Linked DNA regions of Homo sapiens: region 2 is linked to region 1. A link is a loop called in an ENCODE intact Hi-C map of the cell type or tissue named here. Cell type or tissue: GM12878. All regions are shown on one strand. Each heading gives the region's core, and the rest is flanking DNA. Links, peaks and the distances in the headings are about the cores only.

Evidence for each region. A loop is a pair of places that touch in the nucleus more often than their neighbours do. Peaks named below come from ENCODE experiments on the same cell type or tissue, not always from the same donor. Only the 100,000 strongest peaks of a DNase experiment are listed, where the experiment ranks them.
Region 2: it touches region 1 in a loop (4-fold over the local background); 5 of 110 quality-filtered maps call a loop at or near these places.

What each region holds. Positions count from the first base shown.
Region 1 is chr7:116,571,262-116,584,164 of GRCh38, reverse strand. It overlaps COMETT (cytosolic oncogenic antisense to MET transcript), which reads left to right. Exons shown (of 5, transcript NR_165033.1): 3 at 10,421-10,724. Among named protein-coding and RNA genes, the nearest start is that of CAV1, 53 kb to the right of the region's middle. RefSeq lists enhancers at 381-480, 6,836-7,130 and silencers at 2,585-3,034, 6,558-6,697. In GM12878, for the core only: no CTCF peak of the experiment used is centred there; a DNase peak (open chromatin) is centred at 6,654; H3K4me3 peaks cover 346 bases.
Region 2 is chr7:116,311,651-116,324,553 of GRCh38, reverse strand. It overlaps LOC105375463 (a long non-coding RNA gene), which reads right to left. Exons shown (of 7, transcript XR_001745336.2): 4 at 8,044-8,122; 5 at 4,795-4,913; 6 at 1,666-1,752. Among named protein-coding and RNA genes, the nearest start is that of TES, 110 kb to the right of the region's middle. RefSeq lists enhancers at 7,086-7,235, 7,336-7,415. In GM12878, for the core only: no CTCF peak of the experiment used is centred there; DNase peaks (open chromatin) are centred at 7,053 and 7,523; H3K4me3 peaks cover 426 bases; H3K27ac peaks cover 1,217 bases.

The DNA of each region.
Region 1 (12,903 bases), core at 3,346-11,345:
TTAATTGGAACACAGCCATGCCCATTCATTCACCTATTATCTCTGGTTGCTTTAGTGCCAAAATGGCAATGTTCACTCATTGTGACAAAGACCATATGACCTGCAAAGCCTAAAAAATATTTGCTATCTGGTCTAGAAAAAGTTTGTTAAACTCTGTAGTAAGCTATTCACAGAATTAGAAGAGAATTGGTTGAAAAATATTCAACATGTCTATATCAACTTTTGGGAGTCAAGACCTAACTCAAAGAGGCCACCTGTTGGCTTGAAAGTGGCACCCCTGCAATTTGGAGTCAGTTCCTCAAAGGTTAACAGCAGTGAGACACATGCTGGTCTCCAGTTAGCACTTACAGTTTCAGTTTCAAAAACTCATTGTAAAAATAGGCTTATGTTTTTCAGAACTCGATGGAAATTATGAACTAGTATTTGGTACAATTTAGAATTTTGTGCTAGCAAAAAATTGCTCATTGGAGACCTCCTAGAAAATATTGGAGACCTCCTAGAAAATGTTTCCAGGACTGTTGTCTTTTTATTCAGCCTACAGGAATGCTTGACCCTTTCTTTCTTTCTTTCTTTCTTTCTTTCTTTCTTTCTTTCTTTCTTTCTTTCTTTCTTGCTTTCTTGCTTTCTTGCTTTCTTGCTTTCTTGCTTTCTTTCTTGCTTTCTTTCTTCTTTCTTTTTTCTTTCTTTTTTTTTTGGAACTCTGTTGTCCCCTTGGGTCTCATCGTTCTCAGATTTTTTTTTAAACTAGTGAGTCAGACCCCTGTTACAATGAGAAAAATGTTCAGTCTCACAGTCTCTTGCTATCGTGAGAGATGGCACTGAGGCGCAAAGATGTCACTGGATGAACTAAATATAGTCCCAGCAATGCACTGGCTCCCAGGCCCATCCACTCTCTGTAGAGAAGGGCTGCCACATGTCACAAGCCTCCTCCTCTTTCTTTGCCCTGTGCTTTTTACATTGCTCTGAGGAATCTTTCCCCTCAGGGTAGAGCTGATGAAAGAAACATTCCTAAATTCCCTGAAGACATGCTAGACTCGAGAGCTGCATGAACCCTTTTCTGGAGGAAACTCACTGATTGTGGTGACCAAGCAGCATTGGGAGCCTCAAGAAGCCTAGTTAGAGCTTGTTTTCTTTCCTGTCTTTAACAAATTCGCTATGCATTTGGGTGGCTGCACTTAGCCCTGTGACACCACAGGGTGGAACTTTGCAATTTGCTTCTTGGTACCAATGAGTTGGGCAATGTAGTTTACAGGTTAAATGATGGGAATGGGCAGTTCTAATGACATTAAAAATATTGATGGGATAAAATCACATGGGAGAGGGATGAAACAATACTATATTTAAACCAAAAAAGGATTGTCCAGCTGATTTAAAATCTCCTCACTTGTGTGCGGCTGGTGTGCTTAGTCTTCTCAGTGGTTTCCATGAGAAGGTAGGATCCTGAGTTGATGACCCTTCTCCTTACTGACCCCCTCCTTCCTAGGAATGGAGCTTAGACCCCATCCTGCAGGAAGACAGCTGCCCCAGCAGAGGGAGGATGAAAATTATGGCTTTTCCTCTGACTCACTGTGCGACCATGGAAAATTCCTGATTACAAAACATGGAAGAGTCAAAGCTTTTCCCTTGAGAAACATCTCCTGTGTCTCCCACCCTTCTACTCACCCACGTATCTCAAACTGTCTCCTTGGGCAGTATGGAGAGCTGGGACCTCCACAACTGTGAGAGGGGAGCAAGCTACAGACAGCTGGGGTCACTTACTTGGCTGGGAGCCTAGCTTTGGTCGTGGGTGACTGTGTTGGATAATGTAAGTCCAGCTGCTATAACAGATAAACCTTCAAATATTAGTGGCTCACACAATGGAAATTTCTTACGCATGGAAAAGTCCATTAGTGCTGGAGGGTGGGGTAGGCTGTGGGCTGTGGGGGATGGTACTTTCCTATGTGTAGTCTTTTTTTTTTTTTTTTCAGACAGGGTCTTGCTCTGTCCCCCAGGCTGGAGTACAGTGGCACGATCTTGGCTCACAACAACCTATGCTTCCCGGGTTTAAGTGATCCTCATTCCTCAGCCTACCGAGTAGCTGGGATTATAGGCATGAGCCACCATGCTCGGCCTCTGTGTAGCCTTTTGAGGACCCAAGCTGAGAGATGTTGTGTCCTTTCAACATGGGGTTTTCATGGATGCCCTTGGTCTAGATATCCAGCTGACATATAGAGGAAGAGTGTAGAATCACACATGAGATTTTTATCATCCAGGTCCAGAAATGGAGCACACAATTTCTGCTCAGATTCTAGTGCCAGATCTTAGGCACATGGTCACTGCAAGAAAGGCTGGGAAGTGTTGTCTAGCTGTGTGCCCAGGAGGAAAGGTAAAAGATTTTCATGCATAAACTAGCCAGTCTCTGCCTCAGTGGCCAAAGTCCACTTCTCAGCTTGGCTGGTATTAATGTCAAGACCCTGCTATGTCAAGCACAGGTGCTTTTCTTCCAGGAATTGGGAGTCTTGAAGTCAGATGATGAGTTGTACCTGCTTCTAGGAGAGTCTCTTTAGTTTGAAGAGGCCAGTGGCAGAGACATTGAGAATAGGGTTCAGTCTTCTGGGCATTACTTGGAAGAACCAGGCAGTGTTGCAGGATAGGAAGGTCACAGCCAAATGATCTGGGCCCAAACAGGTTCTGATCCTGGGATAAGCCAGAGAGATCTCAGCAACTCCAAGGCAGAAACTAGGTCATGATTCCTTGGCTAATAAAATCAACTGAGAGAGAAGCTGTAGTCTGGGCTCTGGATAAGTGCTCAGGGACAAATGATCTGGATGTGATGTGTACAGTCAAATTCTAGGCCATACCACCTGACGGAGGGGAATCTCTGTGCTCTGCCAGACTTGGTGGAACTAAGCCTCCACTTTCTTCAACTGTTTGGGGTTGAGGAATGCAGAGTCATACACACCTGTTTTCTTTTTCCTTGAATCTGGTAGACATAGTGGTTGAGTCCCTAAGCCAGAAGTCAGAGAGATCTCAGGAACTTTGTGGCCTGTTCCACCACAGATCTAAACCTGTCTTGGTAATTCCATCACATTTGCTTGGTGAGGTAACTTGGCAACCCGTGAGCCATGAGCCCCAGGTGAATCTGTAATTCTATGATTGTTAAGGAAGTGTGGCTCTACCAGTCCCCTGGTAGATCCCTGGAATTGCTCTACATCTATAAGTAACATCTCCCTTAGGTGGGGCATTTACCCGCACAGGATGTGAAGATGCATTAGATTTGACCATCTCAGCTCAGTGAATCCAAGTAACCATAGATCTTTGGCAGATTTTCTTCCCTGTCATGGTGTCAGGGGCCCAGGGAGCAGGACTGATACAACTCAGTTTCCCTTGCCGGGGCAGAAGTGAGAGGAAGGGTCTAAAGCTGTGGGAATGGCAGTCAGCTGTCCCCTTCCCTTCAGCTTCAGGAAATATGAGGCCAGAAGAGGGAAAGTTCAGAAACTGTGCAGGCACTCATGGCACTGCAGAATTTCAGCCTCACTGCTAAATCTGGGAGGGACAAGAAGCAGGCAAAGTTGGATTATGTGGCTAATAGCATAGAGCCAGGGAAACTAACTTGAGGGGCTTCAAATCTGCTAAAATTAGAATTTTCCTTTTAGATCTGTGCAGACTTTGTTCTTATTACAAAGTGGTGGACATTTTGGAACAACCAAGAAAATTTTATGTGCTCTTCACTTGCTACCAAAACTAGTACTAAAACAATACCTGCTTTTCACCCTCAGATACATCTGGGTCTTTAGTCCAGGAAAGAATCACCTCCAAGGTGAGTGTGAGTGGACAAGGATGTAGAGGATGCCCCCAGCCTTTTGGAGGAGTCTCTGTAGGATCAGGCCACCTGAATAGATGCCCTGAGTGCTCTGTTTATTACCTTTGTTCTTTTCAGTATCTGCATGGTGGGGCCCATAGTCTTTTTTCTCTCTGCAGAACAGTGAAAATTTCTCTGTCTTGCTCTGCCCAGGAGCAGGTAGGCCAGAAGTGCCAGAGAATTAACACTCACCATCTTCACCCCCTGCCCCGGCAGCAGCCTTCAACCAACTTGCCACTTGGAAATAAATACTTGTTCTCTTGCCCCTTGGATGGGATAATTCTGCAGCAGGTGCTGTTTCCCCAAGTTTTCCCACCAACATAACCTGACCATGGTAGCAGACTTAATAGTAACCTTATAGCTCCCTTCCCTTCCTTGTATTGCTTTCCTAGTTCCCGCTGATGATACTCCCTATTCTTCTCAAATTAACTGCTTGTGTGCAAATCCTTGCCTTAGGGCCTACTTCTATGACAAGGCTAACTAGGATGTCACTTTTCCAGAAAATAGCCTGGGCTGCATGAGGGAGTCATTCTGATACTTTAAAAATAATGTTTCCCCAGGCAGATGTTTTGGGATCATGATAACATTTACTCTCAACCTTCCTCCCAAGCTATTCTTGATAGACACATGGAAATTTTCAGAAAACCAAATACCTCATGTTCTCACTTATATGTAGGAGCTAAATGATGAGAACACATGGACACATAAAGGGGAACAACACACACTGAGGCCTTTTGGAGGGCAGGAGGTGGGAGGAGGAAGAGGATCAGGAAAAATGTACTAATGGGTACTAGGCTTAATACCAGGCTGATGAAATAACCTGTAAAACAAACCTCCATGACACAAGTTTACCAACGTAACAAACCTGCAGTTGTAACTGTGAACTTAAAATAAAAGTTAAAAAAAATTGCATTAGAACTTTCTTTTACTTTATTTGAGATCCAAAGAAAATTTATCTCCAAATAAATTGTGGTAGTGGTTTATATATTTTTCAAATATTATTTTTTACTAAGAAATATGCTTTACATTGCAACTCAGTATACATACTCTCATAAACATGAAATGTCTTATTAAACTCATCTGATTACCCTTGCTCTCTGTGATCTATATGTTTCTTTCTCCTCTCTTCTCTTTTATTCTTTTCCATTCTATTCAGTTATATTTTTGTTAATAAATGAAAGCCAATTTCACAATTCTAGAATAGGTGCTATGGTCAAAATGTTTGTGTCCCCCTCAGATTCATATGTTGAACTCCTAACCCCCAAGGTGATGATATTAGGAGGTGGGCACTTTGTGAGAAGATTAGTCATGAGGGTAGAACTCTCCTGAATGGGATTAGTGTCCTTATAAAAAAGGCCTTTCTTGTACCCCTTCCTACCACATGAGGACACAGCAGAAAGACCACCTTCTATGAAGAGGCCCATCGCCAGACACTGAATCTGCTGGTGCCTTGATCTTGGACTTCCCAGCCTCCAGAGCTGTGAGCAATGAAGGTCTGCTGTTTATAAGCCAACCAGCTTGTGATATTTTTGTTATAGTAGTTCAAACAGACTAAGACACTAGGTCAGCACTCACAGTTTGAGCAACACTAGATGAAGGAGACACATATTTCACAACAGGTCCGCCAAACAGGATTCTTAAGGAAAGAATGTTCAAAGAGGAGATTTGCAAAACTATTATTTGTTGTCCTTCACAGCTATCATTGCATAGGGCTGATAGCTATGCAGTGACCTTTGTTGTTAGCAACACAATTTATTACCATCCTCTGCTTCTAGAAGAAAGAAAAAAATCGATACATTGCGGGTACTAGGATGTTTAGGCCTCATGTGTGGATTTCTCCAGGTGTCCCCATTCCAGGGAGTAGAAATGCTGTGGGGTCAAATGGAGCAATGAGGTAATTAGAAGATGGGAGGATCTTGAAGGTTTGAAACAGCACTCCGGGGTTTGCACTTGCTGTTAAGAATGGCTCACGTATGTTTTGGTAGTCTGGGAAGACCAGGAGCAGGCTACGCATAAGCGGTGTGCGCACTACAATTTCACACATGTGTGGTTATCTGTAGCTGGCTCTATGGGTTCACCAGAGCCTTATTTGTTTGGCAGACTTAGAGGAAAGACAATGAAGGAATACACTGGACTCTAAGGTTCAGCCCTATATCTGACAAAAGGCAAGAGTTCAAACCTCTTGGCCATCTGGGGGAGAACTCTTCTGAAGAGAAAACAGTATTATTGTATTTTCAAGTAAATTATTTCATATCCTCTAACACTAATAAAGAAATGTGTGTTTGTGTTTTGGAGGACGTCTTAGCGGTGGATAGTTAACTTGTGAAATAGTCGGCTAGGGAATTCATACTTAGGGATCCTCAGCCAGCATTTGAACGACCCTAATCAGCTGTCCTATTATAGCTTTATCTCCAATGAACACAAAAAAGCCTGTTAGTTAGCATAGGGGATGCTAAAATAAGTTTCCATGGATGAAACGAGTGGTGATTAAGATATGTGAATATGCTGGAAATATTATGTAAGCAATTCCTTCCTTCTGTAAACAACAGGGAGTAAGAATCTGGAGAGAGCTCCACAGCCTACCCTCTTCATAGGGCTCTTCTCGGACCAGGGCTTCATTCAATAGCTCAACAGAGAATCCTGTGGCTCAACTTCTGATCAGAAGTTTAGCTGAAACTTTCACCAGAATACTGATACATCTGCTTTGAGTGGCCGTTTCGCGCATGCTGTTGCCTGGGATTTCACTGCTCTTATTGTGTCAGGTTAGCTAGTTGATTTGAGTATTTGAACATGTGGCATCTTTGGTCAAATGTGCTTTCAATATAACTCATCACCCAGTAATGAGATTGTTGGGGAGGAGGATTATAGTTCTCACCTGTTCCTAGCTGCTGGTGGTGATCAATATCTGCCAGAGTAACTTAAAACTCGTGAACAGCCAAATTTGCTTAAGTCAGGTCTATTCACTTGATCTGAGGTAATTGCTTGAGGGTTAGTTAAGGAGAAACACTGGTTTTTGAACACAACCCTGTGAGTGTAACTGGACTTGTCTCCTACTCAGCCCTCGCAGTTCTATGGGGGTGGGGGCTGTGATAAAGGGTGAGTCACAAAGTCACACAGACCTCCCTATGGTCTGTGTAAAAAATGTGGCATGGAAGGCAGCCCTGCACAGTTATTAAGTGGGCAGGATGATTTTTCTTTCAAACACAGGATGTGAGTAATATTACATTTCTTTCCTTTCTCTAAATAAATTTAATATGCTCCAAGCCTCCAATCGGCCTCACTGGTGCGAAGGTCAAGCTTTGTCTGGATGGTTCTCCTCTTGGTGCCATGTGAATGCCCTGTTATTTGATCCCCAAAGATCATAGCTGACATGCTCAGTGTTCAAAGCTGTACTATTCTTTAAGGATGGAGGCTCTGCTGGTGCTGCCATTGTGGGGCACTAGGGTTATTGCCAAGTCTAGGAGCCCAGTGCTCATGTTCCAGCCTCTTTAGGAACACTAGGTGGCTGTTTCTTGCTGAGATCCCATCACATCTTAGGGCGCTGGAAGGGATCAGAGCACAGGCTCCTAGTGCTGTGGAGTCCCCCTACTTTGGTGTCTTATCAATCTTGGATGCTCTCCAAATTACTTTCTGGTCTTGCTTTTTCCATTCCTTCTATTTCTGAAAGAATCCCATATAATCACTCTTCAGGAAGTGATTTAGAAACACAATGTGAACTCTTCTCCTTGGAGTGGTGGCTGGAAAAATAACATGCCAACACTAGCTACAAACACAGTCCCTACAATGTAACCTACTTATGCTGACAGCCACATTCAGTGAGATAGGTGAGAGGAATCGTTGTAGAATTGTCACTGGAAACTGCCCAGTAAGCGAGATATGACCTTCTGAGATATGAAGTGGCAGAGAGAAAAAATGGAAATCTTCTTAGAGTGGAAGAAAATAATTTTTTGGGCACGTGTATGTCTTTAACTGTGCAAGAAAACATATATTCAATTATTTGTTAATAACAGCACCATTACTATGATAATAGTTATTTAAAATAATTTGAAGTAACGTATTTTAATAATAATCTGTATTTGCTTAGCATTAGATGTTTTCATGCCAGTTATCTCATTTGCTTTTGACAACATCCTGGTAAGGAGGCATGGCACATAGGATTTCCCCATTTTGCCACTAAGAAAAGTCAAGCACTTTGCATGTTAATTGAACCTCAAAGCCAATCAGTTAGTAGACAGTTGAGTGTAGCTAGTACCCAAGTCCATTGGTTTTCCACTTGACTACTCTGCCCTAAGCAGTAAGATGTGGAGTGAAAATATGGCTTATAGATGACTTAATCTTAAGTGGTTACTTTGAAGTACATCTTTCAAGTTAGCCATAAAAGACTTTCCTCACAATATCCAATGAATGACCGAATTGCTTTTCCTGTAGACTACCTATTTAAACTCAACTTGGCCAAGTAAATATTGCATGCTTGCAGCACTCTGCAGCTGAAAGCAGTTTGGCGGGAAGTAGGTTTGTGGAGGGATTAGGTATGTGTAGTCATTCATTCATTTATTCATTCATAAACATTAAAATAGCAACTACTGAAAGCCACACATCAGCCTAGATTCCAGTGCTACTCTTTTTTTTTTTTTTGAGATGGGGTCTCGCTCTGTTTCCCACACTGGAGTGCTGTGGTGCGATCATGGCTCACTAGCCTCGACCTCCCAGACCCGGGTGATCCTCCACAGGCCTGTGCCATCACACCTGGATAATTTACTTTTTTTTTTTTTGTAGAAACTGGGTCTTTCTACATTGCCCAGGCTGGTCTTGAAATCTTGGGCTCAAGTGATCCTCCCGTCTTGGCCTTCCAAAATGTTGGGATTATGGGCGTGAGCCACCACACTTGGCGTCCAGTGCTGCTCTGTCTGACATAGTAGCCATGAGCTACAAGGGGTGATTTTAATTGAAATTAAATCAGAAATGCATTTTTTCACCTCACTAGCCATATTTCAAGCACTCAATTGCCGCAAGTGGCCAATGGCTCTTATTGAATAGTGTTTACATAGACTCTTAAAGGAAGAACATTTCTTTAAGAACTTTCCTTTTCCTAGAACAGAAATAAAGCATTTCCCTTATTGCAGAAAGTTCTGTTGGATAGCAGAGCTGCAGAGTTATAAAGATACAAAGGACTAGACTTGGTCCCTCCATTTTGAGAACTTACAATTATTGCATGCCTATGACAGAACTTAGAATACATCATGGAAATTCTATAACAGGGTATCAGTTTTAGTTTAGCAGATTTTTATTATGCCAGTCACTATGCTAAATCCTATAGATACAATGAAAGCTAAAAATTGGTCTCTGAACCCCAGTAGTTTACAGTTCAGTGGAGATAAGAAAAAAGTGCCTCAAGGCCTTAGGGACCAGAGTAATTCTGCCTGGGAAAGTTACAAGAGGAAAACACAGTCATAAGTATTTCTTCTGCCTTCTCTACCAATGTACATGCCTTGTTTTTTTTTTTTTTGAACAACACAGAAAATACTTTAACAACTGTATCATGTAATAAGTAATTATTATAATTTTGCATTGGCATTCTCAAAGCACTGGGCTCCCTTTGCTCTATTTTATAAATGAGCCTGGACCATAGGATGAGAACTGTGACAACTTCTGAATTCACTTGGCAACATTAATCATAGGGCAGGCAATTAGACCTCATGCCAGTGATGTTTCTCAGTGCAGCCTCACTCCCTACCATGGGCAAAGTGAAGAAGACATTTAAATCTCCTAATGGTCCCACAGTTATAAGGGTGCCCAGTAGTGATCTTTTATTGAAACTTCTGGCAGCAGCTGTTTTGTATTGCTTCTACCTTTAGCATATTTCATTTTAATTGCAAAGATAATAAAATAGTTATATCCTTTACAGTAAGATAACTTATTTAATTTGTGAGTAGTGGTTGTATATTAACTGTGTTTTCTGAAACTTGTATGAAAGGGACATCTATTTATTGACTGAATTACGGGGGTGGGGTTCTGTATTGCTATCTGGGGCTGGGGCCAAGGATTTAACCCTCAGGTTCCTTCCTTGCTGGCATTAATGTTGCTGTATAGGCAGGAAGTTGCCCAGGAGTGAAAGCACAATGCTGCTGAGACAGAAGTCTATTTTAAGCTGGTTTATTTCCTCACTTGAGTGACCTTGGATAGATCTGTCTTCTCCCTGTGCCTCTGTCTTTGTCTCTACAATTGATTCAGATGCAGTATTTATTGTGCATGCGATATGGTTTGAAATTTTTGCAGTCTTAATTGTTAACAGGAGACCAGGCAGTCTAAGCTCTCAATTCGGATTTATTTCTTGTTTCACCAGTGGCTCATTAAGTGACCCTAATGGAGGGACCAGTATTCCTGGCACTTTATTCTTCCCATCTGTAAAATGGGGTTATGAGCATGCCTCCCTTCCTATCTCAGGGGAATACAAGAGCATACATATGTGGGAGAATTTGGGGGATTGGAATTTTATGAATATTTAGATTGTAAACAGACATGTTTATTGGTCTGCCTGTCACAATCCTGTCTCAGATTAACTTCCTCTTCCTTCCACAGCCCCTTGACTGGGCAAACTTCAAACAAGTGACTGAGCTCCCTTAGCTGCCACTGATTGGACCAGGATGGACAACAAATGTAGGAGGAGTTCATCTGGATCTAGCCTGAGCCAGTCAGATATCCCCTTTGAATCCATGCCTATAGAAATACAAAAAAATGGAAGCCAGAGGATGATGGATCCTTGAAGTAATAAGTCAGGTAGATCTTGAAAATTTTTGACTCAATCCATATTGATGAACACAAGAATAATTCTGGTCTACAAAGAGAGGCAAGAGAAAGACTTGGGGTGTATTAAGAAAAACAGGTAAGTGACCCTGGGTCACTAGAAAGAGTGAGACAGGGTGATGGAATGAGTGGCTGCCTGAAACTTTCTAATGCATTCAAGGCCTGACTCTGTTTTAGGCATTCTTCACATTTTCATTCACACCACACTCTAATGAGGTAGGAAACGTTATAGCTGCTGGTTTAGAGAATGCAGTCCGGCTATGGGACTTATCCAAGGTCACACAACTGTTTTTAAGTTGGCTGAGGATTTGATTATAGATTTCTACTTCTAAGTTTAAAGTTTTTTCTGCTACACAATGGCCTATTATTTAAGGTTGAAGCTTGAAAGAGAAATAAGAAGATCTAAAGAAACTGTTCTGGTCCAATGAAGATACCAAAGGCTGATATTTTACTTGAATGTGATTGAGTAATATTAGACATCATCCCTGATATTAGTCCCAATGCCAGTAACCTCACCATTAAATTCATCTCTTCCTCTGGAATTGAATGACACTACCACTTTTTTTCCTACTCATCCCACTCAAGTAATTTTTCATTTCTGTTGGACCAAGAGTGTGAGAGTTTACAAGGCTATCATATATTTTAATTGGTATTTACTCATGTTTCTGATAGATATTTTCTGTTTGGTCATCTGCTCTGTGAAGCCTGCATCTTCAAAAGTTATTATTAGAACACATTTTAGTGATAATTACAAAAGCAAGCATCAACATTTCATTTAAGATCTAAGTTGGTATAAAGTATGTATTTATTTCACCAAGTCAATCAAAGGTTTTCAAATTTTCTTTGTGATAGAACTGCTTAGTCAAACAAAATGTTATGCTGAAAATTAACATGAAAAGAAATTAAAACAGAACTTGTGTGTTTGAGGGAAAGTGGTAGACACCATTTCACAGACCTCTGTCCCTAATCCACCTCTGTTATCTTAGGGGAGCTGGTCAATACCTCGGGATTCAATAAGGTACAGTTTTAAAGCCACTGTATTAAACTGTACAATTGATTGTCAATAATTTTTATTTTACAAAAAGTTATTTTCTCAACAGAAAAAGAGCAAAATATTAATTTCATCTTGGAGTTGCCTTTGTAGGGGCTTCACTGAGCTTCCATGAAGACAAAGACCTTTGTCTTGCTTATCTTTTTAATCCCTGTGATACCAAATAGTTGCTCCATAAATGCCTGTTGAAGCAGTAACATGAACAATTATTAACAGAAACTTAGACTAGAGAATACATTATTTGCATGGCTTTTAATCATTCACTCTTCTTTTTTTCCCATTGATGACACACAATGCTATTGTAATACTGTCAAATGGTGTCACACGCGCTTTCTCCCAAGCACATAGTGAGTTTCTCTATAAGAATAGCTTTGAAGCTAATAGTCGTGGGTATTAAACTCATTGGGCAACCTGGAGTTGGTTATTTAACCATTCTAAACTTCTATTTCTTGATCTCTAAAACAGAGCAATAGTATCTACTTGACCTAGATAATAATACATAGCACATAGGGCTGTTGTCAGTAATATTTGCAAAATGCTTAGCACATTCTCTTGTATGTGGTATGTGCTCAATAAATAAAGGCTATTATTATTTAGCAGGCAATATGAAAGGCAACGAGACAAACAACACAATCACTGTAAAAATGCAAAGTCACTCTGAAGCCAATTTATATTAATCAAAGTGCATATTGTGCTATGTACTTTACTGAGTGCTTACTTGTGTCATACAGTCAACAGAACTTTCTGTCTCAGAGTTGGCAGGTAATTAAATCTCACCTTTTCCAAGAGGTTGTGCAATGTGATGGGGAATTTAAGAAACATCCTCTCAAAAAGACGTTGACTGTTGCCTGGGATAGTTATTATCTCATTAATGGTTGGCATTATATTAATACAACTGAAGGAGAGGAGTAGGTTTCTTTCTTGGCCATTTGTAGAGTGGCTCAAACTGGCAGCTGTTGCTTTTTTAAAAAAATGACTGCATTTTTCTCGTTGCAAATACCCCACCTTTTATGCCAGTTTCCACATGCTTTTCAGTTGTGTTGTTAAAGTACTAGGCAAGTGTATAGTTTTATCTTTTTGACACGCAAATTACTCAACTTTCTATGGAATCAAATCTCTCATTCTAGTTGATTTTATTCACTTTCTCCCTGTCTAACTCTTCCCACTCCTCTCTCATCACAATAAAAAAATCCCTACTTCCTTACTT
Region 2 (12,903 bases), core at 2,230-10,229, 260 kb after region 1:
TATTCAGTAAACCATGCTGTAAACAGTTGTACTGTTATTCAAGCATTTTTCCATTTATAGAGCATAGGCAGCATAGATTTAGCATAGTTCTTAAGGGCCCCAGGATTTTGGAATAGTCTGTAGTATTGGTTTCAACTTAAAGTCACCGGCTGTGCTAGTCCCTAACAAGAGAATCAGTCTGTCTTTTGAAGCTTACAGGCATTGGCTTCTCCTCTCTAGCTACAATAGTCCTACATAACATCTTCTTCCAATAGAAGGCTGTTTCGTCTACATTCAAAATCTGGGTGGGTGTGGTGTTCTATATATGTCTACTTATTCATTTAGTTAATCATGTTTTTAAAATCATCAATATCATGTTAATTTTATTTTATCAGCAGTTTATTTAGCTATGAGGGGAATATACTAAAGGTGTAGGCACCTTCATCAATGACCTTAGCTAGATATTCTGGATAACTTGCTGCAGCTTCTACATCAGCACTTGCTGTTTCACCTTTCACTTTTGTACTGTGGAGATGGCTTCTTTCCTTACACCTCATGAATCAGCCTCTGCTAGCTTCCAACATTTCTTCTGCAGCTTTCTCACCTCTCTCAGCATTCATAGAATTGAAGAGTCAGGGTCTTCCTCTGGATTAGGATTTGGCTTAAGGATATGTTGTGGCTAATTTGATTTTCTGTCCAAATCACAAAAACTTTCTCCATATCAGCAGTAGGCTGTTTCACTTTCTTATCATTTGTGTGTTCACTGGAGTAGCACTTTTAATTTCCTTCAAGAACTTTTCCTTTGCATTCAAAACTTGGCTGTGTGGCATAAGAGGACTTCCTATTGTGGCTTTCAACATGCCTTCTTCACTAAGCTTCATCATTTCTATCTTCTGATTTAAAGTGAGAGATGTGTGACTCTTCCTATCACTTAAATACTTAGAGGCCATCGTAGAGTTATTAATTGACCTAATTTCAATAGTGTTGTGTCTCAGGGAGTAGAGAGGCCCCAGGGGAGGGACAAAGACAAGGGAACGGTTTTCCAGTGGAGCTGTCAGAACACACTTAACATTTATCAGTTAAGTTTGTCATCTTATATGGGCATGGTTAGTGGGGCTGCCAAACAATTACAGTCATAAAAATCAAAGATCACTGATCACAGATCTCCATAACAGATATAATAATAATGAAAAAGTTTGAAATATTGCCGGAATTACCAAAACATAACACAGAGACACGAAGCAAGCACACGCTATTAGAAAAATGGCACCGATAGACTTGCTTAATGCAGGGTTGCCACAGACCTTCAATTTGTAAAAATTTCAATATCTGTGAAGCACAATAAAGGAAAGTGCACTATAAAGAAGTCCACCTGTATAGGAACTTCAAACCTACTTTGTCCATAATGGAACTCTTGGTTTCCTTAAAACTTTCTCTTCCTAAGGATTTTTTCATCTCAGGAAATGGAATATGTTCTTCTGATCACTTTGACAAAGAAACAAACAAAAGAAAAAACAAAACAACTTTGGAGAAATCACTGTTTTGAACTCATTGTATTTACTTTCTCTCATGTTCCATATTCAATTCACCAGTAAATCCTCTGGCTCTACCTTCTAAAATATCTAAAACTAATTACTTCTCTCCACCTTCACCCCTACCACTTGAGTCCATGCCACCGTCTCTTACCCGATTTATGAAAATAGCCTTCTATTTGTCCTTCCTGAGTCTGCCTTGCCCTTCTCTGGTTTATGTTTAGACAGTTGCCAGAAAGACCTATACAAAATGAAAGTGAGATTATGTTACCCCTCTACAAAAACTTCCCAAAGCTTCTTATCTCACCCTGAAAAGCCACATTCCTTATGATGTTGTTGGTCATGTCTGACAGCATCATCAAATGTTAGGAATCCTTCAGAGAACAGGATAGATGCATTTTCCAGGTTGAGTTAATAGAAACATAATCTGTTAATCTGTAGTGATTTTACAGGAATAAAGTTGTTTATTATATTTTCTCAAAGTCTTTCAACTGTCTACATCAACTGTAGCTATGCCTCCATTTTCATTCCTAATTTTGACTGCTTCTACCTTTTCTCTTCTTTATTAATCTCATCACAATTTAATCAATTTTATTTATCCTCACAAAGAACCATCATTTGGCTCTTTTGGTTCTATTATATATACATTTTTCTATTTAAAAAATTTACCCTGTTTTTCTGGTTTGTTTCTTACTTTTTAGATGGTTGCTTAGCTTGAATTCTGAGCTTTTGTTTTTTTCTAATACCACTGAAATGGAGACATATGCTATTTTAACCATGTCCTGTGAGTTTTTATGTATAATATATTCATTATTATTCAGCTTTGAATATTTTGTAATATTATGATTTTATCTTTGGCTCATGGGTTATTTAGTTGTGGTTTTCTTCTAAACATACTGTGTTTTTTTCTAGTTATCTTTTTGTTTTGATTTTTAACTAAATTTCATCATAGAGAATGTGATATGCATGGCTTAGTTCTTTAAACTTTGTTGAGAGCTGCTTTTGGATCAGAATATGGCCAATTTTATAATATGTTTTCTGTATGTTTCAAAAGTTTTTGTAATTTACATGGGTGGATATAGTGTTCTATATATGTCCGCTTATTCATTGAATCATGTTTTAAAAATCATCAGTATCATGTTAATTTTATTTTGTCAGCTGTTTCTTTAGCTATGAGAGGAATATACTAACATCCTCACTATTATTTGCATTTATTTTTCCTGTCTTTCAATTTTTGGTTTACATATTTAAGGCTATGTTGATAGGTACATACAGGTTTAGAACTGTTATATCTTCTTGAGTTATTAAATGTTTTAGCATCGTGTAGTGATCAGTTTAATCTCCTAATGCTTTAGTTAGTAAATCTATTTAGAGTGATGCTAATAGTTTACTACCTGCCAAGTACTTAGATTTTGATTCATGTATATGATTTATTGAATCATTTTACTTCCAAATGTTCTGAATATTTAGATTTCAAACTTGTCTCTTATAAACTGCTTTGGACTTTTTGTCTTTTGTTCTTTGCACCACATGAAGCTAAAATATTGTAGATCAAATTCATCCTAATTAGCAAATGCCATAAAAATGAAAGTTGGCTGCAGAATTCCACTTACCTTCTGGATTTCTGCTAAAAATGCTTTATGACCCTGTCAGTTCAATAATTATTTTTAAGAATATATATTTACTCAGGATTATTAGCTTGTTTCAGCAAGAGGGTTGATCTAGATAACTTTCCATATTACAACAAATTAAAATGCTAAAATTTTAATACATTAAATTTTATGATTTAGTTTTAAGATGTGGTAATTCATGTATGTTAAATAATTTTCTTATTATGGATGACATTTTAATTTTTCTTCATGCTTTATTAAGATACACTTTACATAAATAAATTTACCTGTTCTAAGGTATAGTTCTGTTTTGTGTCCCTATAGTTTTGCTTTTTTTCAGAATGTCATACAACTGGAATCAAGTAAAAGTATGCAATCTTTTATTTTATTTTATTTATTTTTGAGGCAGAGTCTTACTCTGTCACCCAGGCTAGAGTGCAGTGGCACGATCTTGGTTCACAGTACCCTCTACCTCCCAGGTTTAAGCGATTCTCCTGCCTCAGCCTCCTGAGTAACTGGGATTACTGGTTCCCGCCAGCAGGCCCAGCTAATTAGCTATTTTTAGTAGAGATGGGGTTTCATCATGTTGGCCAGGCCAGTCTTGAACTCTTGACCTCAAGTGATCCACCTGCCTCAGCCTCCCAAAGTGCTAGGATTACAGGCTTGAGCCACCATGCCCAGCCAGTATGTAGTCTTTTAAATCTGGCTTTTTTTGCTTGGTATAATGCACTTGGCCATGTTGTGTCTATCAGTAGTTCATTCCTTTTTAATCCTGAATAGTATTCCATTGTATGGATGTACCATAATTTGGTTATCCATTCACCTGTTGAAGAACATTTGTGTTGTTCCAGTTTTGGAAGATATATAGAAAAGCTGTATAAACTTTTCTATATCTGCTTTTATGTAAATAAAACTTTCATCTTTGAAGTGGCAATGCTAGATTGTATTGTAGGTAAATACTTAACTCTTTAAGAAGCTGCTAAACTGTTTTTCTAAAGTGACAATACTATTTTGCATTTCCATTAGGAATGTATGAAAGTTTCGCTTTTTCTATGTGATCATCAATATTGTCAGTTCTTTTGATTTTAGTAATTGTAATAGGCATGTAGTAGTATGTCATTAGGGTTTTTCATTTGCTTCATAACTAATGAACTCAAGGGTCTTTTCATGTAATTATTTGTTATATGAATATCTTCTTTGGTGAAGTGTCAACTCATGTATACCTACGTAACAAACCTGCACATTCTGCAAATATATCCCAGAACTTAAAGTAAAATTTTTAAAAAGTGACCAAACGAAAATAAATTTTGTCCTTTTTGTATTACATTGTTGTTTTCTTAGTATTGAGTTTTGAGACATCCTTATATATCTTTGTTATAAGTTCTTTATCAGATAAATGATTTGCAAGCATTTTCTCCCATTCTGTGGCTTATTTTTTCAAAAGGTACAATAATTTAATTTAGATTTCACTTTTAGGTATTGATCCATTTTGAGTTAGTATTTGTATGTAAGGTATGCTTTAAAGATCTCTCTTTCTTTTGTTCCTCCTTCCCTCCCTCCTTCCTTCCTCTCTCTCTTTTTCTCTCTCTGCATATTGTCTTAGTTTACTAGTGTTGCTATGATAGAACACCCAAGACTGGATAATGTGTAAAGAACAGAAATCTATTTCTTACAGTTCTGGAGGCTGGGAAGTCCAAGGTGTCTGCAGATTTAGTTGTCTGGTGAGGGCCGTCCCCTGATTCCAAGATGGTGCGTTGTTGCTGCTTACTCAGGAGAGGCAGAACACTGTGTCCTTATATGGTGGAAGGCAGAGGGCAAGAGGGTCAAATGTTGAGTGAAGCTCCTTTTATGAGGGCCTTAATCCCACTCGTAATGGGAGGAGCTCTCATTACCTAATAACCTCTGAGAAGACCCACCTTTTAATGTCACTGCATTGGCCATTAAGTTTTAACACCTGAATTTTGAAGGGGACATATTCAAACTATAGGACATGTGGATATCAAATTGTTTCAACACCAATTGTTTCTGCACTGAATTGTCATTTCCCATTCAGTTTGATGCTAGCTATAGTATTTTGGTTATTTGTTTTTTAAATGGATGCCTTTATCAAGTTAAGGGAATTCCCATCTATTCCCAGATTACTGAGTGCTGTTCATTCTATCATGAATCTATATAGAATTTTGTCAATTATATTTTCTGCACCTATTGAGATGTTCGTCTGTTTTTTATATGGTGAATTACGTCAATTTATTTCCAAATGTTTGCCCTGCACTCTCATAATAAACCTCATTTATTCATGATGTATTATTCTTTCTATATGTTGTTAAATTTCATTTGCTATAATTTTCTCAAGGTTTTTCGTACCTATGTTTATGTGGGATATTTAATGTTGTGTAGTTATCTTTTCTTGTAACATCTAGATTTTGGGTTAAGGTAAGGCAGCCCTCCCAGATAAAGTGGGAAGTATTTCCTTGTCTTAAATTTTCTGGAAGAGTTTGTGTATAATTGGTTTTATTTATTTACTAAAGGTTTGGTACAATTTAACCATGAAAACTTTGGTGCCTGGAGTTTTGTGTGTGGAGGTTTTTAGCTATAATTTCAATTTCTTAAATAAATGTGGGGCTGTTCTGGTACTCTCTTTTTCCTCTACCTGGGATTTCCTCCATTCATTGCCTACCCCTCCCTCCCACTCAACAAGAGTCACTACTACAAGTCCTTTCAGATCAGCTCATCTCTCACTTTCCCAAAGCTTTCCCTAACATGTACCCCTTTTTCAAGGTTTCCTCCCTTATGCCAACAACACCCTGTGCATGACTACTATTGATTTTATAGCAGCATATAGAGAATATTAAAAATTCTCTATATGAAAATTTTTTCTATTTGTGTGTTTTCTTTCCCAACAGACTATACAATTGAGGACAAGAACTATGTCATTTTTATTATCATGTCCTTGGTATCTATACAAATAAAACATGGATTTACACATATTACACACTGCATCTATTACATAAGCATGCAATGAAGATATAGGTTCATATGTGCATATATATGTATATTTACATTAGATATGTATATACATACTTTAACATACATGTAACTGTATACTTTATGTACTTATATGTATATAAGTAATTCACCTATATACGTATATGTAAAAGTCATATATGATAGTCATATATATGTAAAAGTCTGTTTTTGCCAGTTTTTTAAAACAAAAATCATCAGCATCATAATTTATTGAAGTCGACTGCCCTTTCTTAACCTTATGAGATTTAAAAAATGTTTGGAATTTTTTTTAAGCCCATGAAGTTTACTCTTGTGAGGAAAGCCAGGTTGAGGGCAATGGCATTTCCACATTTTCTGGGGCTTAATTGAAAGAACATAGAGAGAGGGCTGGGTGCAGTGGCTTATACCTCTAATCCCAGCACTTTGGGAGGCCGAGGCTGGCGGATCACCTGAGGTTGGGAGTTCAAGACCAGCCTGACCAACATGAAGAAACCCCATCTCTACTAAAAATACAAAATTAGTCAGGCATGGTGGCGCATGCCTGTAATCTCAGCTACTCAGGAGGCTGAGGCAGGAGAATTGCTTGAACCCGGGAGGCGGAGGTTTTGGTGAGCTGAGATTGCACCATTGCACTCTAGCCTGGGCAATAAGAGTGAAACTCTGTCAAAAAAAAAAAAAAAAACTATATATATATAGAGAAAGGTATGTATCAAGCCTGTTAATGACCACGGGCCATCTGTGTAGTCACACAAAAGTGTCTAGTTTTCTTCCACATTTCTATGTGTCTTCTTTAGCATTTTCCTTTCTAAAAAACAGGCTCTATAACTGGGCACACTTGAACCCCACAATTAGTCATGGATGTGGTGATTCATCAGGCTGGCTTCTAAGTGCAAGCAGCCCTGGCCTTTCTAAGCCTTGACTGTTGGCAACTCTTTTTTCCCCGCTCTGAATCAGACGTGTATTTGTTTGAGTAATCAAGAAAGAACTGTCTGTCTTGTGACCTTAGAGGCTGGTGAAAGGGAGCAACTGAGTGTTTTTGGCACAGGAAGGTTAGTGAACAATGCAAATCTGTAGATCAGAGAGCACGCTGCTTGGCTGCTGACTCTGGGCAGACTTGAATGTCACAGAATGCTCTGATTGCCGGCAGGGTTTTTCACCCTCTGCCGAAAGCCATTTTAATATAAGCAGAATAGATTTCAGGTATTCCAGAAACCATTCTTAAACTTTCACTGTGTTCATGTTGTTAAATTCTATACCTTCTATTAAGACTTGCAGTCTTTCTGAAATGAGCATTTTGAATCTGACTGTGATAAGAGCCAGTGAGAGACAGCTTTACACATGGATGCCACTGGGAAGAAAGCACATCAAGTAACCCTGCTGAGGAATGAATGAATCAGCCTAATGCAAATTAGGTGAGAAACTGGACCGCACAGAGGGGATGTTGAAACCATTTTAGAGATGAGTGAGAGGGATGATAGCCAGTGAGTGAGCCCAAGAACTTTGATGACAATGAAGGCAGAAGAATCTGGTGGACGCAAAGGATTCACTTCTTATAATGAATTCACTCATCCCATTTGCCTGTTAATCAATGGGTGTTTTAAAGATGCCAGTTGGAGGAAGTCCAAGTGTTCAATTTTAAAAATGCCTATTAGATTAATTACAAGAAAGTCTCTCTCTCTCTCTTTCTTTCATCTGTCATTTTTTCTCTTGTTAGGGGTATGCAGGAGGTCTTCTAATAGACCAGAGAGAGATACAAGCCACAATTCGGGAAAATATCCCAGTAGACTCCTCTCTGCCTTATGTTTGGCATTCTTGAAATCTACGCTATCTGTCTTGAAATCTTTGAACAATGTACAATAATCTTATGCTTGCCCAGGGAAACCTGTTCCATTAGATGAGGTGAGTTGGTTACATACCTTCTTTGACTTGTGTTCCCAAGTGATCTTATTCCAAATATGACTTGGGGACACTTGTATGTGCCGTTCTGATATTGTCCTAAAAGGAAATTATTTTGGAAGTAAAGCCACTGATAAAATCAGCTCAGGAAAATGCACTTTGCAAATATGAGAATATAGGCATTATTAAAAGCCATGCTATAAAAATACCAATGGTTATTTTTACTGAGAGTAGTGTTAAATTTATGGGAGGCTATTGTTTTGGACTAAGCTCTTGCACTAGGCCCAGAAGAACAGACCAAACCAGAATGGAATCACTAGTGCTAGGTCCCCAAACTGGACTTTAAAATCAGCCAGTTAGAAAACAAACAAAAAAACCCCCAAAAAAACACAAAACAACAACAACAAAAAACAGATTCACAGCAATCAATTAAAAGGGGCCCAGTCAACCTGAGCTGACATAATAAGAAAGTCCCCTGGCTCTGCTTTATCCTTTTAAAGAAAGTAACTTTGAAACAACCAATCGGCTTTCTGTTCCTGTTTCTGCTTTCTTCAGGCTTTTCTGCCTATAAAGCCCACTGCCTCTCCTCAGCTTACTAGCGTGCTTTTCTGTTTCATAGATGGGATACCGTCTGATTAATGAATCACTAATAGTTTAGATCATTAAACTAAATTTGTTGAAATTTTTATTTTTTGACAGTAGTTACACAAGAACAATAAAATACCCTTAAGAGGAAAGTGAGAATATCTCATCCGAGAAATGTGAGACAGACAGAAAAAGGTTTAAATAATTGTATTCAAAAGCATTATGTAAACGACAAATAACACATGAAAGTCTAATCTGAAAGGAATGGGAATTAATGTTATAAAGGGAGACAAACAAAAATCAGGTTTCTTTCCACATCTCAACATGGAGGATTTTCCTTTACCCTGGCCTCCTATTTCTGTGTGCAGAAACTTGCTTCAACATGTCAGTCCCAGCTCTAGCTGTCCTGATTCACTCCTCCTTAGAGGGAATGAGCTCACCGGGCAGACTCTGCCCGGTGGGGACTGTCTGGGGAAGTCCTGTCATTCCCCGGGTCTGCGTTGGCATCACTGCTCTGACAGTCTCTTTCAGGAGTTACGTGTTGGAGGCCAGTGACGACTGCAGATCTAAAGCCACATTTTAAAATCCACTGTCTGTGAGGCAGTGGTCTGACTCCTCTTCTCTTTTTCAATTGGTTCTGATTTTAGTTAGGAAAGGAAATGGTTGTTTGTAGACCTACTAAAGTTCCAATAGCTGATTATAAAACAAGATTCTATGACATGCAAGAGTATATTGGAGTCAGAAAAATTAAATAGAATTTATTTTCCTGAGAAGAAACAAACTGAAAAAAGAAAAACCAAACCTCTTTATGTTTATTTGTTTGTACCGATATACGACATCAGAAAGGCAGCCGTATAAAAGAGAATCAGGCTGGAGGGAGCTTAAGCCTCCACTAAATGGGGATTGATTGACCAGAGAAGAACTGGAACTATTAAAAGGCCTGAAAGAAGAAAAGAATTATGAATTTTGCTCCTCTCTCCTTCCAAAAAAAAGTAAATGCACATGTTTGAGAGGGAAGCATGGCCATAGATATTGTGATGCCATGGGGAAATCGATTTCAGGCTTTAAATAAGGATCCATCACTGTGAGAGGCCATGAAGCTGTGCCCAAAAAAACTTCCTGGTGAACCAGAGGAGGAAGTGTTCTCTATGGGTAGGAGAGAGCTTCATTTCAGAGAAAAGAAGGAAGGACTAAGAGAGTTAGAGGCCGGAGGGAAAGAAGGGACAAGTAAAGGGAGTGGAAAATGGGTTGACCAAAGACAGGCAGAGCCATTCATACGCAGATCTCAGATGAAGCACTATTTTCATTTGGACTAAGAAAAAAAAATGGTGACTTCTTAACTCTTATAAACTGAGCACTACTCATTGAAAACCCTGGTATCAGTGTGCAAGAACTCGGTAGGGACTTTAGAATGACCATGTCTTTAGCTAAATAACAAGTGACTGAAATTCAGTCCCTTCCACAGCTGCTTTATCTGGCAAACATGTCTTCTCCTCCACTACCAGCCCCCCGGATAAAATACACCTGGCCAACTCCTGCTCATTCAAAACTCCATTGAAATGGCTTCTCCTTCAGAAGGCTTTCCTCATCCCTTTCAATTCCCATTCCCCTCACCAACCTTACTTGTCTCCTCTCAGATTCTGACTGGCTGGCCCAGGGTTTAAGAACTTCAACTCTACAGTCAAAACAATCTCTGCAATTTGCTGTCTGCGTGATCTTGGGCAAGTTATTTAATCTCTCCTTAACCTTAGTTTCTTCATGGATAATAGCTGGCAAATGATAGTATATATTCCATAGGGTTGTTGTGAGCACTAAATAAAATAATGTACATGGAGTGCTTGACACTGTGCCTGGACACTGCCTGACAGTGCCTGGACTCAGTTAAAGGTGGTCATAATTACTGGGCCAGTCTTTCCCCTTCCCTACATGGCATTTACCACATTCCCTTTCCACTGTCTATCTGCCTATCTATCTGAAGATCTGTTTGCATGGGGACATTGAATTGGAAGTTTAATTCCTAGTGCCTGGTACATCATGAGGCTCCATAAATGTTTGTTGCATGAATTCGGAGAGTAAGCCTCCCCATTCTCTACCATAAATGATACTGATGTCTGTGGTTGTATTTTAGAAAGGACACATTAGGCAAGAATCTGCCCAAGTCAAGCGATACCATTTTCTATTCTTTAAAAATATCTGAAAAAGGAGATTCTACAAACTCCTTTAGTAACATTCTACAGTCAACACTTTCTCTAAGTCAAACATATGCCTCCATTTTAAAATGAAAGACTAACTCCTAATTTTTTATATCAGTTGAAAACAAAAACATCTGCTTTAATTCCCTGTATTCTCTCATACATGTAAACATTCATATTGGCTGTTTATCATTCTCTCCTTATTAAAACAAACCTATTTCTTTAACCTTTTCAAATAGTCTTTTCATGCCTTTTAATAATTGTCCTTCTGAAAAATACTGTGTCATAACGCATAAAAACAGTGAGACAATTTTTGCAGTCTCAGAAGTGGTTCATTTAGGCTGGAGGCGGTGGCTCACTCCTGTAATCCCAGCACTTTGGGAGGCCAAGGGCAGATCACCTGAGGTCAGGAGTTCGAGACCAGCCTGGCCAACATGGTGAAACCCTGTCTCTACAAAAATACAAACATTAGCCGGGCGTGGTGGTGGGCGCCTGTAATCCCAGCTACGTGGGAGGTTGAGGCGGGAGAATCGCTTGAACCTGGGAGGCGGAGGTTGCAGTGAGCCAAGATGGTGCCACTGCACTCCAGCCTGGGCAACAGAGTGAGACTCCATCTCAATAAATAAATAAATAAATAAATAAACAGTTAAATGGGAGGAGTCAGATTATGAAAGTATATGAAAATCCCAAATTCCACATAATTTTCTCTGTAAGCAGAAGCAGCCCCTTCTTCCCTTTGTCATGAGCCTCTCCACTGATTCCTTGGAAACTAATAACAACCTTGCCTAAGATGGTTACCTCGTAAAGGAACTAATGTTCTAGAAATAGAAATATGTAAGAGCTTATTCCTTTCCATGCTTATGGCATATGAAATATAATATTTTACTGAATAGGCCACATACTGTCTCACAGATTTTCCTTCAGCTTAAGTAGCCATACCTACTGTCATGTAGCACCCTTAACTTTTCCACGGTTGGCTGAAGTAAGAATTGGTGTCCTGGCTAGAGGAAACCTATAACAGTGGTTCTTAATATTTAATGGGCTGTGACTTACTTGAGGATCTGATGAAAGTAAATCGTTCTCTTTTTTAAAGAAAGCACATTTTCACATACACACCCACAATTTAAGAGAAATCATGATCTCCTAAACAAACTTAAACCCTCGGGTAAAACTTCTCTAAATCAAGATGCTCTGATGAAAATTATAGTTTTTGATTCTGCATGCTAACAAAAGGCACTAGATCACCTTGAGAACTATAAGGAGTTGCCCTTTTGGGTAAGTTATCTTTGTGTCATGGAAGAGAGTAGCCATTCTCTAAAGGGCGTGTGCAAGATCCATGGGAACTGAGAGGGTAGCATCCATTAGCATGTGAGTGCGTAGATGTACATCAGGAAATGTACATGGTCTAATCAGAACTTTCATGTTTTGAGGATTTAAAAGAAGAAGCTTCCTGATGATCAAGATAAAGATTGTGAAATAACGAAAATCCAGAAAGTACTCAAAACCTAGCTTGTGACTTGGAAGAGGCTTTGCTCCAATGAGAAGGGAGAATGACCATGGCAATGGACATTGTTCCAGTGCCTATGGCCATAGCCAGAGGAAAGAACAAAGCTCACCATCCAGCCTGAGTCTGTGTGTCAGGCTAACAGATTCCTATGCCTCTGAGCCTTAGAACTTGAAAGGGCCTCATAGAAATACATCTAAATACAGCCAAATAGAAGGCCTGAAAGTGACATTGAGTCATCATATCTAGAACTCAAGAGAACTTCAGAGATTATGTAGCTCAAAACTATTTATGGGGGCAGAAACTGAGTCAGGCTCAGAAAAGTGAAATGAATTACCCAAAGTCACACAGCAAGTTCATAGCAGAGAAGTAGAGAATCCCAAGGTTCCAGTGTTCAGCCCATCATGATACTCTAGTTACTGGAGTTCTTGTCTGGAACATATTTTCATAATAAAACACCCACTTTTAGGATATGTAATTAACTTGAAGAGCAGCTCCAAGTTTCACACTTAACTTTAATGTTATTCACATTTATTTCATCATTCTCCTTAGAAATCCAATTTTAACATTTTACCAGTATATGTAGAAGTTAACTTTAC